2 separate regions of the Mus musculus genome follow, and region 1 is linked to region 2. A link is a loop called in an ENCODE intact Hi-C map of the cell type or tissue named here. Cell type or tissue: gastrocnemius. All regions are shown on one strand. Links, peaks and the distances in the headings refer to the core of each region. The heading gives the core; the rest is flanking DNA. Region 1 overlaps Ahctf1 (AT hook containing transcription factor 1). Region 2 overlaps Tfb2m (transcription factor B2, mitochondrial).

The links. Hi-C counts contacts between places; a loop is a spot of excess contacts. Peaks named below come from ENCODE experiments on the same cell type or tissue, not always from the same donor. Only the 100,000 strongest peaks of a DNase experiment are listed, where the experiment ranks them.
Region 1: it touches region 2 in a loop (2.9-fold over the local background); 4 of 42 quality-filtered maps call a loop at or near these places.

The regions. Positions count from the first base shown.
Region 1 is chr1:179,780,311-179,789,050 of GRCm38, forward strand. Ahctf1 (AT hook containing transcription factor 1) reads right to left here. Exons shown (of 36, transcript NM_026375.2): 8 at 7,879-8,029; 9 at 6,658-6,790; 10 at 6,385-6,566; 11 at 5,760-5,821; 12 at 4,698-4,826; 13 at 3,780-3,870; 14 at 2,637-2,726; 15 at 1,333-1,473; 16 at 546-650. Among named protein-coding and RNA genes, the nearest start is that of Ahctf1, 19 kb to the right of the region's middle. In gastrocnemius, for the core only: no CTCF peak of the experiment used is centred there; no DNase peak of the experiment used is centred there.
Region 2 is chr1:179,525,771-179,534,381 of GRCm38, forward strand. Tfb2m (transcription factor B2, mitochondrial) reads right to left here. Exons shown (of 8, transcript NM_008249.5): 5 at 7,863-7,952; 6 at 6,295-6,357; 7 at 5,534-5,694; 8 at 2,284-3,584. The coding sequence ends at 3,407. Among named protein-coding and RNA genes, the nearest start is that of Smyd3, 12 kb to the left of the region's middle. In gastrocnemius, for the core only: a CTCF peak has its summit at 5,311; no DNase peak of the experiment used is centred there.

The DNA.
Region 1 (8,740 bases), core at 268-8,267, 250 kb after region 2:
AGTATCAATAACCTTTAATCCTGGTACTATAAAAGCAAAGGCAGGTGGATCTGGTATGAATTCCTGGATAGCCAGAGCTAAATAGTGATACCCTGTTTTGAAAGACAGCCAGCCAGCCATATTAAGAGATTACACAAGCTAGGCATGTTGGGGAGTCCCAGCATCCAGGTGGTAGAGACAGGTGAAACCATGATTAATATTATCTTGATCTGTCTACGTGAGTTTCAGGTCAGACAGGGATACATGGTAAGACCCTTTCCTCAAACCAGAACAAAACAATAGAAATACTGAAGACATCAGTAAATTACATTATAAAACCACAGTTTCATGATCTAAGTTATAGGTAGTGACATTTTTAGAAGCCATGTTTTCCCCCAACTTGCTCTCATTTTACATGTTAATCCAATGAATATAGTGTCTGTGAGGCAATGAAGACACAAAAACTAGAATGAAGACTAGTCAACATAGTGTAAAGGCTCAGAAGCAAACAGTAACACTATGGAGCTAGGATGTCTGAATAGCTATTCATACATTAACTACGTTACCTAAGCCTTCGGGCAGAAGCCCCGAGTGGCAGAACCACAGAACCATGTGTGCGTACTGACAGAGAAGCTGGGTGACCATGTGCTTGTTGCTCAAGTCCACCAGTCCTAGAAAGAAGAATTAACACTGGTTGGGTAACTTTTCATTTATCAATCATGAACAACAATCAAAATAATCAACAGTATGCATATATAATTTAATTTGTATTTAGTATACACTGAACCAAAGTGAGGTTAAGCAAATCTCTAAAATGTTAAGATAACTGAGAGAAATAGGCATTTTATGCAAACCAAAATTAACTGTTTCATGCAAAATGCTATTAAAACAGACTGAAAGTAGACTATTCAAATTAGGCCTTTATGTGAAATTGTACCTTTTCCTTTGTTGAAGTGGCAAAATAAAACAAGAACAAAAACCAAAAAACCAGTCACTTCTTTCAATACATAAATACATGTTAACTTCAAATTTTAAATTCTACTGGTAGTAAATTCTAAGGCCACCAAGATGGTCCGGTGAATAAAGGTACCTGTTAAAAAAGCCAGGAGACCTAATTCAATCCCTAGGATACACTCAATGTAGACAAAAAGAACCAATTAGAGTTGTTTTGTGTCATCCATACAAGATGGCATGTGTACACTCATGTTCACATATACCCTACATATACACATATAAGTTAAATTTTTTTCCTTTTGAACATTTCCTCTTTATACAATGTTTTACCAAGTAAACAAGAATTGTAAGTAAATTAAGTAAAATTTAATAAAACACTCATTTGTATAAAGTACACACCTCTCTCAGTGATACCCTGGGCCTCCATTGCAAAACAGCTTAAGACTGTACTAAGGTTGCTAAGCAGTAAATGGCACTGCTGGATAGACTGAATAGTCTGTGGGTCAATAAAACGACACGAACCGTCAAACAGCGGCACACCTTCAAAGATAAAATACAACATTAGTTTCAACACAGTAACTTACAATCAATGTGCATTTTTCTGAAGTCCCATTACTCTAAAGAATGACAGACTTTACAAATATAAGCTAGAACTTATAAGATAGGAACTTAGTTTTCAATATAAAACTAGAGTCAAAGTAAGATTATGGACTATTTAGGTCTGCACTCTATCTTCAGAACTACTACATGTCAAAAGATGTATATTTACTTTAATAAGCAGAACATCATAATTTCTGAGTCCCTCAAATCAGTTTCTAATTTTCTTCTTAAAATACTTTATATGCACTTGAATTATACTAAGAGGTCTTAAAAAAAAAAAAAAACAAAATCAAAACCCAAATCACCTTACAACACAAGGTCTCCATTACCAGCATTTGTGGTTGCTTAAAACAGCAACAATGGCTGATCTACAGCCTGGTGTGAAGGCACATAATGTAGCTTACTAATGTATTTCTAGTAAAAAGCTTTTGTTAATAATTGTTTAATATACACTTTTAATATAAATGTTTTCTTCTAGGACCACAAGTTTTAAGACTTTACATTCCCAAAATGGTAAAACTTTCATGCCTGGGATTCAAGCACTTGGAGGCTAACGGTGGTGAAAGCACCAGAAGTTCAGGGCAAGCATGGATTACAGCAATGGTTCCTCATGCTGTGGTGACTCGCCTCCAACCATGAAACTGTTTTTGTTGCTACTTCATAATTGTAATTGTGCTGTTATGAATCGTAATATAAATATCTGATATGTGACTCCCGTGAAGAGGTCAGCTGTCCCTGGGGATTGCTCCCCACAGGTTAAGAACCACTGACCTAGTGAGCTTCACAACTGCTGAGATTACCGACACCTAACCTTGTCTCAAACAAATGTTCTACCTGGGATTACAACATCAAGATTAACTATTAAAGCTTATCCTGAGAGCTGGTGAGATGGCTCAGTGGGTAAGAGCACCCGACTGCTCTTCCGAAGGTCAGGAGTTCAAATCCCAGCAACCACATGGTGGCTCACAACCATCCTTAACGAGATCTGACTCCCTCTTCTGGAGTGTCTGAGGACAGCTACAGTGTACTTACATATAATAAATAAATTAAAAAAAAAAAAAAAAAAAAAAAAAGCTTATCCTGAATCCAGACTTCATACTTACAAAGCCTATCAAACTCTTCTTTTGTGAGAACCACTTTATTCCATGTCCACTCAAGAACAAATCGTAGATTAGCAGCAGAATTTGGTTGTTCTTATTTGTATTGAAAGAAAGGAAAAAGAAGAAAAAGAATGATTACTAACTTCGAAATGGAAGTTACTAACTTTGTAGGAGGAGCCAGATAGGAAGGCCAAGTTCATGAATTTAACATTAACTTCTACCAAATGGATCCTGTGCACCTCTTCATAGGAGCAGTGCCATAGGTGCAAAACTGGAAGGAGGGTGAAGAGGGCGCAGGGAGCAGTTATGAGGGAGAGCAATATATACAAACTGGAAAGCAATCTTAAAAAAAAAAACAACAAAAACCCAAAACAGTCCAAACCAACAACAAAAAAGGCCTACAGTTTTTAAATTTTGACTTAAGAAATTTTACCATATTAAGGAATATTTAAAAGACCCCAAATCATGGTAGGCATAATGGCACATGCCTTTAATCCCAGCAATTGGAAGACAGAGGCATTCAAATCTCTTGAGTTTAAGGCCAACTTGGTCTACAGAGAGAGTGCCAGGACAGCCAGGGCTACAGAGAAAGCCTGTCTTAAAACAACTCAAAATACAAAAATGCTGTATTCCTCTAAATCCCACTAAGCTATAAAAAACATTTCTGCAACACTGGTTAGTACTCAGTATTAACCTTTGTTTGTAATCACAACTTTTTTTAAAAAAAATAAGTGATTATCTTTTGTTTTGAAATAAAATTGAAATGATTAAGAAACAGGAAGCTTTCTTTCAAATGATCATCATGTTCTTTCAACATTACATGGGCAGAGTATGTGCATGTTCATGTAAAGAATGAATAAATATTCACACTGGGGTGAAGCTGGTACAGAGCATCACAGATTCACTTTTTACTCCACCCTACAACTTTACGTGAATTTAAAACAATCTCATGCATAAAGGTTAACTAAAATGTAAAACCATGAACTGTAATTTTAAGAATATGAATATTCTATTTTTTAAAAATATTTTTTATTACGTATTTTCCTCAATTACATTTCTAATGCTATCCCAAAAGTCCCCCATACCCTCCCCCCCTACTCCCCTACCCACCCAAAATATTCTATTTTTACAAAGTGAAACTGTTACCTTCTATTATCCACGTTCTGATGTAACCAGTCAAAAGTCCCAAGGAACTTGTCTGAATTGCTGCTGACAATATAGCTTCTAATTGTTCTTCCTAAACCATGTTTAAAAAAAAAAAAAAAGAAAGACACTCTGAAATCAGAGGCAGTATAGGTGGGGAAATAGTTCTGAGGCTCATTTGGCTGTAGCCAGAGAGACAACAGAGCACATCTGTAAAGTTACAGCACTAAGGAGAGTAAGACAGGAGGGTCACAAGGTGGAGGCCACCTGACCAGAGCAGGAAGAAAACCAACGCAATACCCAGCATTGTAAGAAGTGGGAAACCCCAACACCCACAGAAGACTTGTATGCCATGGCCAATGAAGCTTAACTCGTCAGCTAAGGAAACTCTCGCAGTTTGTACTTTCTTTAGCAGTACTGGAGCCTAGGACACAAGCACTCACACTGAGCTATATAATCTCAGTCAGTCCTTTTTATTTTAAGATAAAGTCTCATGAAACTATACAAGCAAGCCTTGTACAAATTACTTTGTGGCCAGACCAACTTTGATCTTGCTAGCTCGGTAACTAGGATTATATATATGCTTGCATTGCTGAGCCCAGCTCCACTTGTGACTTTTTAAAAAGGTGTTTTACTGGCATGGATGTATAAGATAAATACATCTGGTGCCTAAGCAGTCAAAAGAGGGTATCAGATCCCTTGGAACTGGAAGTAAAGATGGTTGTGAGGTACTATGGAACTGAGCCTTGGTCCTCTGCAAGAGCAACCAGTGTTCTTAACCACTGAGCATCTCTTTAGCTAAGGTTAGAGGATGTGGAAGCCAAATTTCAAGGCCATGGCTACTGATCCTGGAACATGAGGTTACAGATTCCCTCCCCCCAAAAAAAAATTCAAAAGAAAGAAAAAAGTTAAATGTCTCACTTGACTTAAACTGGAAGGCTGAATATCAATAAGTCTTGGTGAGAGGAGACCAGCAACAAGACATCGATTATAACTATCAGGAATGACTTCATTAAGAGTTGGTCCTGATTTCTTTAAAAATGTCAAAGTCTGTAATAGAAAAATTAGTCCAACATCAGCCAACATCAACTTAAATACATCTATGGAAATACTGAAAGCCTGACTAAACTGCATGATCAAGTTAGGGGGCTTAGAGATTCCTGAATGCAATGACATCAATAAGACACAACAGCAGTATTTTCAGAAGTTGCAGACAAACATGTCTGTGTTTAGTGAGAGATTTTCACTTAGGACAACCACAGCAACTATGTGTGTGGCTGATTGCCAACTAAAAGGTCTTCACATCACAAACTATTCTTACATCATTCTTCTGTCAATTTTGTATTATTTCTCAAAAGAAACAAGAAGAAGCCCTACGGCCAGGCATAGTGGCACATGCCTTTAATTCCAGCACTTGGGAGGCAGAGGCAGGCAGATTTCTGAGTTCGAGGACAGCCTGGTCTACAAAGTGAGTTCCAAGACAGCCAGGGCTACAGACAAACCCTGTCTCAAAAAACCAAAAAAAAAAAAAAAAAAAAAAAAAAAAAAAGGAAGCCCTACAAGGCCACGACACAAAAGGGCAGGCCGCAGTTGTGGGGCAGTCTAACTGCAGCAGTTAGGGGCCTGAGCAGATCTCTAAACTGCAAACAGCCACTGTTATACTGTGAGACCCCGCCCCTTCCCATCTCTAAAATAAGCACCCAGAAGATGCAATGAGGCACGAACCTAGTCACCATTTCTTTGAGTTCCTGTAGAAGATGGCACCCACACAAAGCTGCTAAAAACATTTATATGACTTCTAGCAAGCTCTCATTAAAACTGAAGTTATTAAGATGCTAAACTCGAAAATCTAGCAGGAGCTACTATTTAGAGATGAATTAGTTTATACAAATACCAGGAACATTTCAATACATGAATCACCTGTATTCTAATATGTAGCTTCAGCTCTAACACACACTCAGCAAGTTGTTAATGCATACGTACCTCCTTCTGAAATCCAGCACAAGTTACATGGATAACTCCAGAGTCTAACAAACAAGTGGCATCTTAAAAAGAAAAAGATTTTAAATTTTGAATTAAATGTTTACTGTAGGTAATTAAAATTTTATATTGAATAAATCTGTCCCCTCTTTAAAAACAACCACAACAAAGCAGGGTCTTACTGTGCACCCCTGGCTGCCTTAGACTCTCAGAGATTCTCCTGCCTCTGCTGGGATTAAAGGTATGTACCAAGCACATTGGACAAGAATAATTATCAAGATAAGGTTTCTCTGTGTAGCCTTGGCTGCCCTGGAACTTGGTATATAGACTAGGCTGTCCTCAAACTTAGAATTCTGCCTGCCTCTGCCTCTAAGTGCTAGGACTGAAGGTTTGTGCCACCACTGCCCAGCAATTATAAATTCCTTTTGAGATAGTGACAAACTTTATTACTAATATATTAACTGACATTTTCTAAAAAACTCAAAATTTATAAACATACTCTATTTCTTGTGTACATAAATACGTATCAGAAGTTATGTAAGTTATAAATGATAGTGAGATATGAAACATACAGCTGACATACTACATTTACACATTATTTTTCTCAAAAATTTATGAAAATACTTACCAAAATTAAAAGTACTTGGGTTAAAAAATTGCTCTGGAGGTGGGTAGGAAGGAGGAACCCCTCGGTTTAAACTCCTCTCATGTACTAGTATGTCCAAGATGTGATGTGGAGAAGTCCTACTTACAACCGAATCCAATGACCACAACGCAAAATAAGAGCAATTATGCAGAGATTCTCCTGATCTAGAAGAAAAAGTTTTAAAGCACTGAGACACTATCAGCTATACATAACAATATCTGAGGGAGAGGGGGTGAGAAAACATAGTAATCATACCTTAAAGAATCGGGCATTTGTGCATGATACCAACGATTTATGTCAAATAGCCCTAAATACACAGAAGGCTTTCCCTGTCCATATATATTCACTTGCCAGGTAAAGACAGAAACGCTGGTATCGGGAGACAGAGCTGCAAGAAAGAAAAAACAAAACAAAAAACCCAGCTATTTTTCAAAAACAGAATAAAGAACCTAAACATAACCACAACCAAATGACAGTAACATTTAATTCACATTTCAGTAGACTTATGAAAACCATTTCTGTCACTTGAGTCTCACTTACACCCTGACATTCCTGGTGAGAAGTTCTCATCAGAAGGTTCTCCCTTTACTAGTTTCCAGGTAATACTTTAGACCTTTGAGACAATAAGACTAGAAAGTGATTTCAACAAATATTTCCCCAAAGACAGTAGACAGCTAGCACCAGCAGCTAATCTAATACCTACAATGGACGTCTGTGGTTTAATCCTTTAGAGGAACTGAGTTGAGAAAGGCAGATCTAGCCACATGGCAAAGGCGGAAACAAATGCAAATACCTAGACCACGGCAGTGGAATGGCACCAGAAGGGGCCTCGGCAGGAAGAGAAAAGTAAAAACCTCAGATATCACTAATGGCAACTGGAAAAGGAAGCCATGGACAGAGAATAAGAAGAGGGATGGCATGTTAAATTCTAGATGTGAAAACAGAACCACAAGGTTAAAAGTGGGAACTTCGACACAGGGCATCTCTGGGATAAATGAACTTTCCATCTATAGAAGAAGCAGGACTCAGAAATGCAAAACCGTCAAAGGTTACCACTAAAGAAAGGAAGGGAAAACAAATCAATGCTGAACTTATCTATCCCTGGGATCTTTACTCTGAAAGGAAAGAAAAAGACACGGGGTGGGGTTTGGGGGAACACAGCATGGTTCAAAAAGGAAAACAAAATAACAGAAAAAAAAAAACCCAAAAAACAGAAAAATATCCAAAGACAAATTACACTTATTAAAATGGAGACCATCTTTGTGTTGAACTTGATTCAAACACAGGGTCTTTCACTAGCTGATGCAATCAAGTTCTTCAGTTCTGTATAGTCATCCAGAGAGCAACAAGACCTAAAAGCCTGAATAAATGACATACACAGGACCTTAATTTTCAACTGTCAGAAATATTAATTCCAGAAATCTGACATAAATCTTAAGCCATCACACAACAGAGTTAAGAGTACTTTTAACCAACCTTCTCTCATACTTTCTTCTCTGTCTCCATGAGATGGAAATCTCTCTATACTCTGGCATCCCAACAATTTGGTATTACTAGTTTGTCCCCTTAAGGGGAACGTGCCACCTGCTAGATCCAGTGTATATCTTTCTTCGCAGTATTCTAATCCCTGCAACATAAAACATGCAGAAACTTTAACACTATTCTAAGAGTGTTCTAAAATGAAATATTCCCATGCTAAAAGTTTTCCCACACAAATGCTTTTAGAGAGCAAATCGCTCTGAAGGCTATAAAGTTATATATATATAAAATGTATATACCAAGCTAGATTTATGGTCTCAGAAATAATCACCAATAAGTATTGTAAAAGTTTTCTAAAACACGGTAGCATTCATACATTAGTAGCTGGAGTATAAACTGGAATGCCCTAAAGGCCAGCAAATCGATTTCTGCATTCTCATGTAAATTCTTAAGAATAGTTTTTTTTTGTTTTAAGTTTTGTTGAGATAAGGTCACTCTAAGTAGACCTGGCTGTCCTAGAACATGCCTTGCCTCAAAAGACTGAATATTAATTCTTAATCAAAACAGAATTTTCTGCTCAATAAACAAAAAGAGTTTTACCTACTCCCCCCTTTTAAGTCAGGGTCTCATTGTGCAACTCTGACTGTCCTGGAACTTACTATGTGGACAAGGCTGGCCTCCAGCTCACAGAGATGTGCCTGCCTTTGCCAAGATTAAAGGCCATGTACCACTAAACCCAGCTTAAAATTCTCTCTTAATCACAGAGTCTCTTAAGAGCTAATAAGGCTGAGATGTTCCCCAGAAAAATGTGTAATCATTAGAGTTCAAAGATTCCCTAACACCCATCCAGATACCTAAA
Region 2 (8,611 bases), core at 612-8,611:
AACTAAAACTGTAAGCCAGACCCGATTAAATGCTTTCTCTTAGAAGAGTTGCTGTGGTCATGGTATCTCTACACAACAATAGAACACTAAGAGATGGTGGAATCAGATTTCCCGACGTTTAGAATTGTTGTTTGCTCACAGTCAACTATTGGATGGATCACAGGGCCCCCAATGGAGGAGCTAGAGAAAGTACCCAAGGAGCTAAAGGGATCTGCAACCCTATAGGTAGAACAACATTATGAACTAACCAGTACCCCGGAGCTCTTGTCTCTAGCTGCATACGTATCAAAAGATGGCCTAGTCGGCCATCACTGGAAAGAGAGGCCCACTGGACAGGCAAACTTTATATGCCCCAGTACAGGGGAACGCCAGGGCCAAAAAATGGGAATGGGTGGGTAGGGGAGGTGGGGGTGTGGGAGGCTTTTGGAATAGCATTGGAAATGTAATTGAGGAAAATATGTAATAAAAAAAATTAAAAAAAAAAGAATTGTTGTTTGTCAAGAACTGTTGGTTGCTACATAGACTTCTTGTGTAGACCATGCCTGCCAGGAACTCAAGGAGATCCTCCAGTCTTTGCCCTGCAAGTACTGGATTAGAGCATGCCTTTCAAGGACCACATAATTCTTGATTGATCCCAGTGCTAAGATTCAGGAAACCTCAGTGGTCCAGGAAATAGTAATGGTGTTCATAGATTACTACTATCACAAGGTGTAACTGAGTTAAGCTCAGGCAAGCCTGGTGTTGATCAAACAATTGATCAAGAATATATGGAAAAAACAGATTATAAAAATAGTAGAAATATTAAATGTGGCAGAGATAAAATATATTATATAGGTAAATGGTCACTGACTCTGGGTTGGTCTTGGGGCTTTAATCTGAGCATTAGAAAGGATGAGGCAAGTGGGTCTCCATGAGTTTGAGGTCATCTCAGTTCTAGGCTAGCCAGGACTACTATAGTGAGATCTGACTCAAAATCAAACAAACAAAATACAAAAGTGGAAGTAGTCAGGAATGAAGAGCCAGCACATCCCTGCCTCATGTTAAAGTGTCCCTGTCCTGAATCAGGCTGGGTCCCTGGGTCAGGCTGACAAATATAAAAGAGAACATCCAAGGTTATTAAAAACACTGCGCTCTAGAGAACAGCTAGAGTGCAGAGCATTTCCAAAAGAGGTAACTTGTTCATCATGATATAAAAATGGCAGCAATGGGAACCAGAGGTCAGAAAGTTGTCCATGTACAGAAGAACCCTGTGCCTGGAAATCTATGGAAACTATGGAAATCTATAGAAAATTATGAAAACTCCAGGACTGCCTACTCCAGCAGGGCTTCCCTCCTCATTTATGGGTGTTGTAAGTGCCTGGTCTAATCCTGCTAGCTTGCTTGCTTCCCCAATCAGGATGTTCCACATGCTCAGTTTGAAGATGCTTTTTTTTTGTTTTTTGTTTTTGTTTTTTTGAGATAGGGTTTCTCTGTATAGCCCCTGGCTGTTCTGGAACTCACTCTGTAGACCAGGCTGGCCTTGAACTCAGAAATCCGTCTGCCTCTGCCTCCCAAGTGCTGGGATTAAAGGCGTGCGCCACCACTACTCGGCTTGAAGATGCTTTACACTCTACTACCTGCTCCTTGCTCTTGTACTTAATACATGCTCAATCCATTCAGCCACTCAAAATCAAATGTATAGCTGTGATAGATTGGTTCATGTACAGAAATACTTTTATGTGTGGTATATGTGCATAAGCTTGTGTGTGGTGGACAAATCTTTATTGCTTATTTTTTGATACAAGATCTTTAGAGCCTTTCCAACTGAACCTAGATCTCATGACTTGGTAGATTGTCTTCCCCGTGCGTCCTCCTCCTGTGAGCTCCTCCCCATGAGTCCTCCTCCTATGAGCTCCATGTGTCCTCCTCCAGTACTCCTACCACAGTTGCCCAGCTTTATATGTGTGTTGGGAACTCATCTTATGTCCTCATGATTGTACAGCAAACTCTAAGGAACCACTTTCCTACCTTGCAAGAGGTCTCATGGTTGAGAGGAAATCTTGTTCTCTTGCACCCAACCCCATCAACAACCACACTGGTCTCCAACTCTGGACGGCTCACCCCTCCCACCTCAGACACCCATGCAACTGCAGGTGCACGTCACTGCACTCAGCGCCTCAAGACACTTCAGTTACACAGACAGAATTACTCACTGAGAGCACACTGAAAATAAGTTTGGGGTCAATTTAAAATTTCACTCATGCATATGGAGAACAAAAAAGAAAACACACATATACACACAAACTATATACAAATTCTTTTATTTCTCAAAAAGTTTTAAAACATACTACAATTTAAAATTTAAACAACTGGATTGCATAGTGCCTGATAATCCACTTCAACATAATAAAAGATAAACTGATCACTTTCTAAGTTTATACCGTTGTTTTGCTTGACAGGGTCTTTTCTTAGCCTAAACTGGTCTCAAACTCAATTCTACAGTTGAAAGTGGCATTAAACTGATGGGCCCTCCACCTCACAAGGCCTGGGACTTATGCCACCATGTCTGCCCAAATCAATTTATTTTCTAAGCGTAACAGTATAGAAACTGAGGGAGATGCAAGCAATTGGCAATGGTGAAAAGTGCATATTTAAAGAGGTTTGGCCCAAAGGTTTTTTGTTTTTTTAAAGTAAATTAAATTACAATTGAAAATACTCCATACCTATGGGCCTTTACAGTAAATAGAAATTTTTTAAAAATTTCCTGTGCTAGGGAGTATGGGAAGCCAATAAACGCCATTACAAGATGGTACTGGTTTCAATAAGCTGACGCCCATGAATATGGGTAAACAACCAATGTGCGCATGTGCAGTAGAGTTTTTTTTTTTTTTGCAGAGTCACTGCCTGGCCCAAGGCATGTAAATGAGGTACTGAAAGCATAACCAATCAGGTGTAGACACACCTATCCTAGGCCTATATAAGCAGCACTGGTTTTTTGGGCTCGGGGTCTTTCGCTTTCGCTATCAAGCTCTCCCAATAAACGTGTGCAAAAGAATCCTGTTGTGGCGTCATTCTTGCTGGCGAGTCGGGCGTCTACAAGGGAGCAAAACCAAAACCTTGGACATACTAGGTATGTGTTCTACCATTGATCTACGGCAGAGAGTACTTTAAAACAAAGTAGATTTGATCTGATCAAACTGACAGGTTTTCGTTTTATTTAACTTTGAATAATACTGCAGCCACTGTGTTTTCTGTGTATCAAAGGTATCAACTTGAGAAGAAATTATTTGCTTCATTTGTGCCAAACAAGGGTAGTTTCTCTTCTGTTAAAAGGATATGAACTTCTTGAAATTCAGTGTTCATTTGTCACATGATTTCAAAATAATGGACAAACAGCTCCAGCTCACTCTCGGCTTGCAGACTCTTCCTAGAACTCCATGTCCTCCGGGCAGTAGTCATAGATCCACTTAAAGACGGAGTCTTCCGATTGCTCTATGGTTTCAAAAAGTTTTTTGAAGTCGTGAGGATACATTCTAGCAGCTGTGTCTCCAGGGTTTTTTCTTATCTGCCTCAGGATATTAATAGGATCAACCGTACTCAGTGAACTGCAGAGGAAAACCAAAGAGACACACTTTTACAACTGTCAGCTACAGCTGAGAAAGCTGCCTCCTATGTCCAAGTAAAATGGCTAACACATATAACTGAATTCAGTTGACAGTTTATATATGACATGTGTATTCTCCACTCTGTACAGAGACGACTCTGAACCGACCCTCCTACCTTAATCTCCCAGTACTGGGATACAGGGATGAATGCCTCACTCAGTCTGGATAGGAAATGTGTACATAAGTGTGTTATGGCTATAACCTCAGCACCCAGGAGACCGGGACAGGTACTCTTAAAAATTCACAGCTAGCCTGCAATGAAAATCACCAATTGAAATTCTAACAAGGTATAATTAATTCTCACAAAAATTCTAGTTTACATATTATCATTTTTATTTTGAGATAGGGTCTCACCACATAGCCTTCGCTGGCCTGGAACTTACTATGTAGACTGGGCTAGCCTCAAATTTAGAGATCCCCTTGCCTCTGCATCCTGAGTACAGTGATTAAAGGTGTGTGCCACCACATACATCTAATGGTTTTCTTTTTCTTTCTTTTTGATATTTGCATTTAAATGGCCACTACCCCAAGACCTTGAGATGAAAATTAGGTTTCTAATTGTGGTTTATTGACATTTTAAAACTTTTGTGTGTATATGAAGCTTCTGGGTTTTGAGGCTTTTGGGGGTGGGGGTGGTTGTTTGTTTGTTTTGAGAAAGGGTTTCTATGTAAGCCCAGAACCCCCTCTATAGACCAGGCTGGCCTCAAACTCAGACATCTACCTGCCTCTGCCTCCCAAGTGCTGGGATTAAAGGCGTGCCCCACCAACATGGGTGAGGTTTCTTTTTTTTAAGATAGTTTCACTCTCTGTCCCCGCTGGCCTGGGACTCATGTGACCAGGATCCTGGGTACTGGGATTGCAGGCTGACCCTTCTGTGTAAATACACTGAGCTGGCACACATCTGCACATCCATAACCCCAGTACTTGGGAAGTAAAGGCAGGAGGTTCACAAGTTCAAAGTCAGCCGGGCGTGGTGGCACTCGGGAGGCAGAGGCAGGCGGATTTCTGAGTTCGAGGCCAGCCTGGTCTACAAAGTGAGTTCCAGGACAGCCAGGGATACACAGAGAAACCCTGTCTCGAGAAACAACAACAACAACAAAACAAGTTCAAAGTCATCTCTGGCTGTACAGAAAGTTAAGGCTAGCTTGGGCTACATGAAACCCAATCTCAAAATAAATGTCTCCAGTCAATAGGCATACTAAGGTTCTATGGTATATGATGATTCATTAAAATAACTAACACTTTTCCATCTTTTGACGATACTTTAGGTACTGCTAGTTACAAGGTAAATAGAGACTACATTACATAGGATGGAGAGATGGCTCTGCAGTTAAGAGTCCTTGCTGCTCTTCTTGGGGACCTGAGCTCAGTTCTCAGCGCCTATGTCAAGCAGCTCTTAATCATCTATAACTCGAGCTCCAGGGGATACAACATGCTGTTCTGGCCTCAATGGGCACAGCACACACATGTACACACACATAAGAAAATATAAACTGAGGCTAAAACAACCTTCGAGTATCCTTGATTTTGCTACTTAAAAATGAAAATAAACGAAACTTGGAGTGTGTGGAAAACATAATATGCAACAGGGAGAAAAGGCATTTTTATTTACTGTTTTTCTTGACTTTTATTTTATGGGTAGTTGTGTGTATGCCATGTGTGTGGTACCCACAAAGGCCAGCAAGGCGTGCTAGAGCCCCTGGAACTGGAATTACAGTTGTGAACTGGTTTTCAACCTTCTCTCTGGCCCAGAAGAAGTATTTTTAACAGGTAAATGAAACATGGGCACACCTTACTCCAAATCAAGATGTGAAAAGCCACCTTCTAAAGCAGGAGACAATCTCAGTAAATTCTACTTTTCTACTCATCTTTATTCAATTTCTACTTACCGTAAATGGCGTATTATTGGGGCATTGCGTTTCCCAAAGCAATGCTTTACCAAGTGGAAAAATATATCATAGTTCAAAGGACTTAGGTTTTCTGTAAATAAAGTCCTACGAGGAGTCATTCGAACAAGATATAGGTTTTGTTTCAGTAAATTTACTGATTCCTAGACAGAAAGAAAAATAATTTTTGTCAGTCATAAACTATTACCAGAGTAGAATGCTGATTGCTTATGTCTTCACAATAGTCACTGCATGTCCCACACGTCTCTGGGTCTTCTTGTTGACAGGTTAACACTTTGTAACCTGTTTGTCAGGTGATAGAAGAGGTGATAGCAGGGTCCAGTTCCATTCCTCAGCTGCAGGGCAAACCCAATGCGTGCCTAGTGAGCCACTCACCACTTCCTGGCCTGGAAGTTCAACCTGGACAGCTAACGTTTACTGACTTGACTCGAGTGAAAATCAGAGCTCAAACATAGCCCCATAGCTCATCCATATCCTGAATGGAGCTCCTGCTGGGTAAGGGACTCCACCACCAGTCCCAAGGATACAGAAGTATTTCCGACTAGCTTTTTCTTATTCCTTCTTTGCCTAACCATACATTTATATACTGTGTATGCACACACATATGTATGTACATTCTTATTACTGAAAATTTGTTAATTAAAAATAAAGATAAGATAATCACTCCAGCCTCTAAAGACAATCTTAAGAGAAAATAAACACTTGATTACATGATGAAAAAGAACGGCATCATTTGTTCTTACCCCGTGCTTTGACTTTTCTAAGTGCCCATTTTCCGTATGCACACTAAATGACGACCAAGGTTCCTAGAGGAAGAAAAACAGACACGCTATTTCTTTCTTCCCATAGGTCTGTGTGTGACAAATGTGTACATATGGATGTGTGTGGAGGTTGGAGGCGGTTTTCCTCATCATTCTCTCCACACTATTTTTCACGTCAGTGTCTCTCATGAACCTGGGGCTTGTGGGTTCTGTAGAACTAAGGATCCTCCTGTCTCTGCCTCCCCAGACCTGGGATTAGAGGCAAGGCCCACTGCACTGGACTTTTTACATTGGTGCTGGGAATTGAACTCAGGTCCTCCTGTTTTGCTCTGCAAGTGCTTTTCCCATTGAGCCATCTCCTCAACCCTAAGACGTTGTTTAGTTTATATCTCACAACTGAAGACCAAGGCTCCTCAGTCCTTTCAGTTAATTCTCTTTTGTCAAAATGTCTCAAATTATTATTGCCTTAAAATAATCTACCTATGTAAACCTGGATGTGGTGGTAAACAATCTCTACTCTTGGGAGGTAGAGGCTACAGAGACCCAGTCTACCCACCCTACAAACCAAAAACAAAGAAGTCCCATACCTAGGTGCTAAGGTTTGTAGCTTTGTATTTAAGCACTTGCCTCAAATCCAAAACCCTGCACAGATGAAAGGATAGATCACTTCAATCACATCTGGCAATGCTCAGTAAGTGTTAACTATGGCTGACTATTGAATTTGGAAACATTTTGTAGCTCAGTAAGTGTTAACAATGGCTGACTATTGAATTTGGAAACATTTTGTATAAAAGGTAAAGGGAATGTATCAAGCTAAATACTGTCATACACAGTTTTTTAAAAACACTTTCCTTTTTTTTAATGTTTATTAATTTATTTTATGTATATGAGTACACTGTAGCTGTCTCCAGACACACCAGAAGAGGGCATCAGATCTCATTACAGATGGTTGTGAGCCACCATGTGGTTCCTGGGATTTGAACTCAGGACCTCTGGAAGAGTAGTCGGTGCTCTTAACCACTGAGCCATCTCTCTAGCCCGGTGATACACATTTATAATCATAGCACTCAAGGAAGCTGAGAGGAGAGAATGAAAAGTCTGAGGTTACACAACAAAACCCCTCTCAAAAAACAAAGCATTGCTGGGTGGTGGTGGTGCTCACCTTTGATCCCAGCACACGGGAGGTAGAGGAAGGTGGAACTGTGAATTTAGTTTCCTTAGTTTTATCAATGAGCCAGTCATATTACTTTTATAAGAGAAGTTGGTAAACAAGTGTCAGTGTTAATCTCCTCTCAAGAGCTGGTAATAGCACATGCCTTTAATCCTAGCACTCAGGAGGCAGAGACAGGAGGAATTCAAGGCCATTCTGATCTCCATAAGGAATAAAGAGTTCCAGGCCAGGTAGAGCTACATAGTCACACTCTACTTCAAAGTAAAACAAAATTAAACAGGTTAAAAAATAATGAAATTCATATTTTAAACCTTTAGTGCAGGGTCTGCACTTACCAATCTGAGTAACCCGGTTCTTCTGGCATTAAAATGTCACTCACCATGTGCAGGAACTTAACGTCACAGGCCACTTGCCAAAGAACAGCCATTACTTGATATAAATCCGGTCTTTTAGGAGTCGCTATCAGTTTCTAGTAAAAACAAACAAAATTATGTCACATAGAATCTTAATAAATATCAAATGTTGGATTTAATTGAAACATCTTAATAGCATCTAAAATTTTAAATTAAAAGATGAGAATTGGCCAGGCATGGCCTTTAAACCTAGTTCTCAGGAGGCAGAGGCAGGAGGATCTCTGTGAGTTCCAGGATAGACAGGACTATATAAAGAGTCTCTGTCTTAACAAACATAAAAGAGAACTAAGTACAAAATATTAACCACGAGAACTTTCAAGTAGAGTTTTCCTTTCTGAAAACAAATGGCAACATATACAGCTTACTGTATACGTGCTGGAGTGGTTTAGAGCACTTGCTGCTCTTCCAGAGGACTGGAATTCATTTCCCAACACAGCAAAGGGCCATTCACACCTTGTAAGAGTAAGCAATTAAATCGTGCATCTAGAATTGTTAAGCCTGTAACTCTAGCTCCAGGGAATCCAATGCCTTCTAGCTCTGCCAAGTAACTCACACACGCATGGCATAAACACATACATCTAAGTAAACAGCAATGAAAAGAAAACAAAAAAGCAAAACAAACAAACCAACCCCCCACAGGCCAGAAAGATGGTTCTGTAGCTAAAAGCAATGGATGCTCTTCCAGAGGACCCAGACTCAAGAGGACCCACACGAC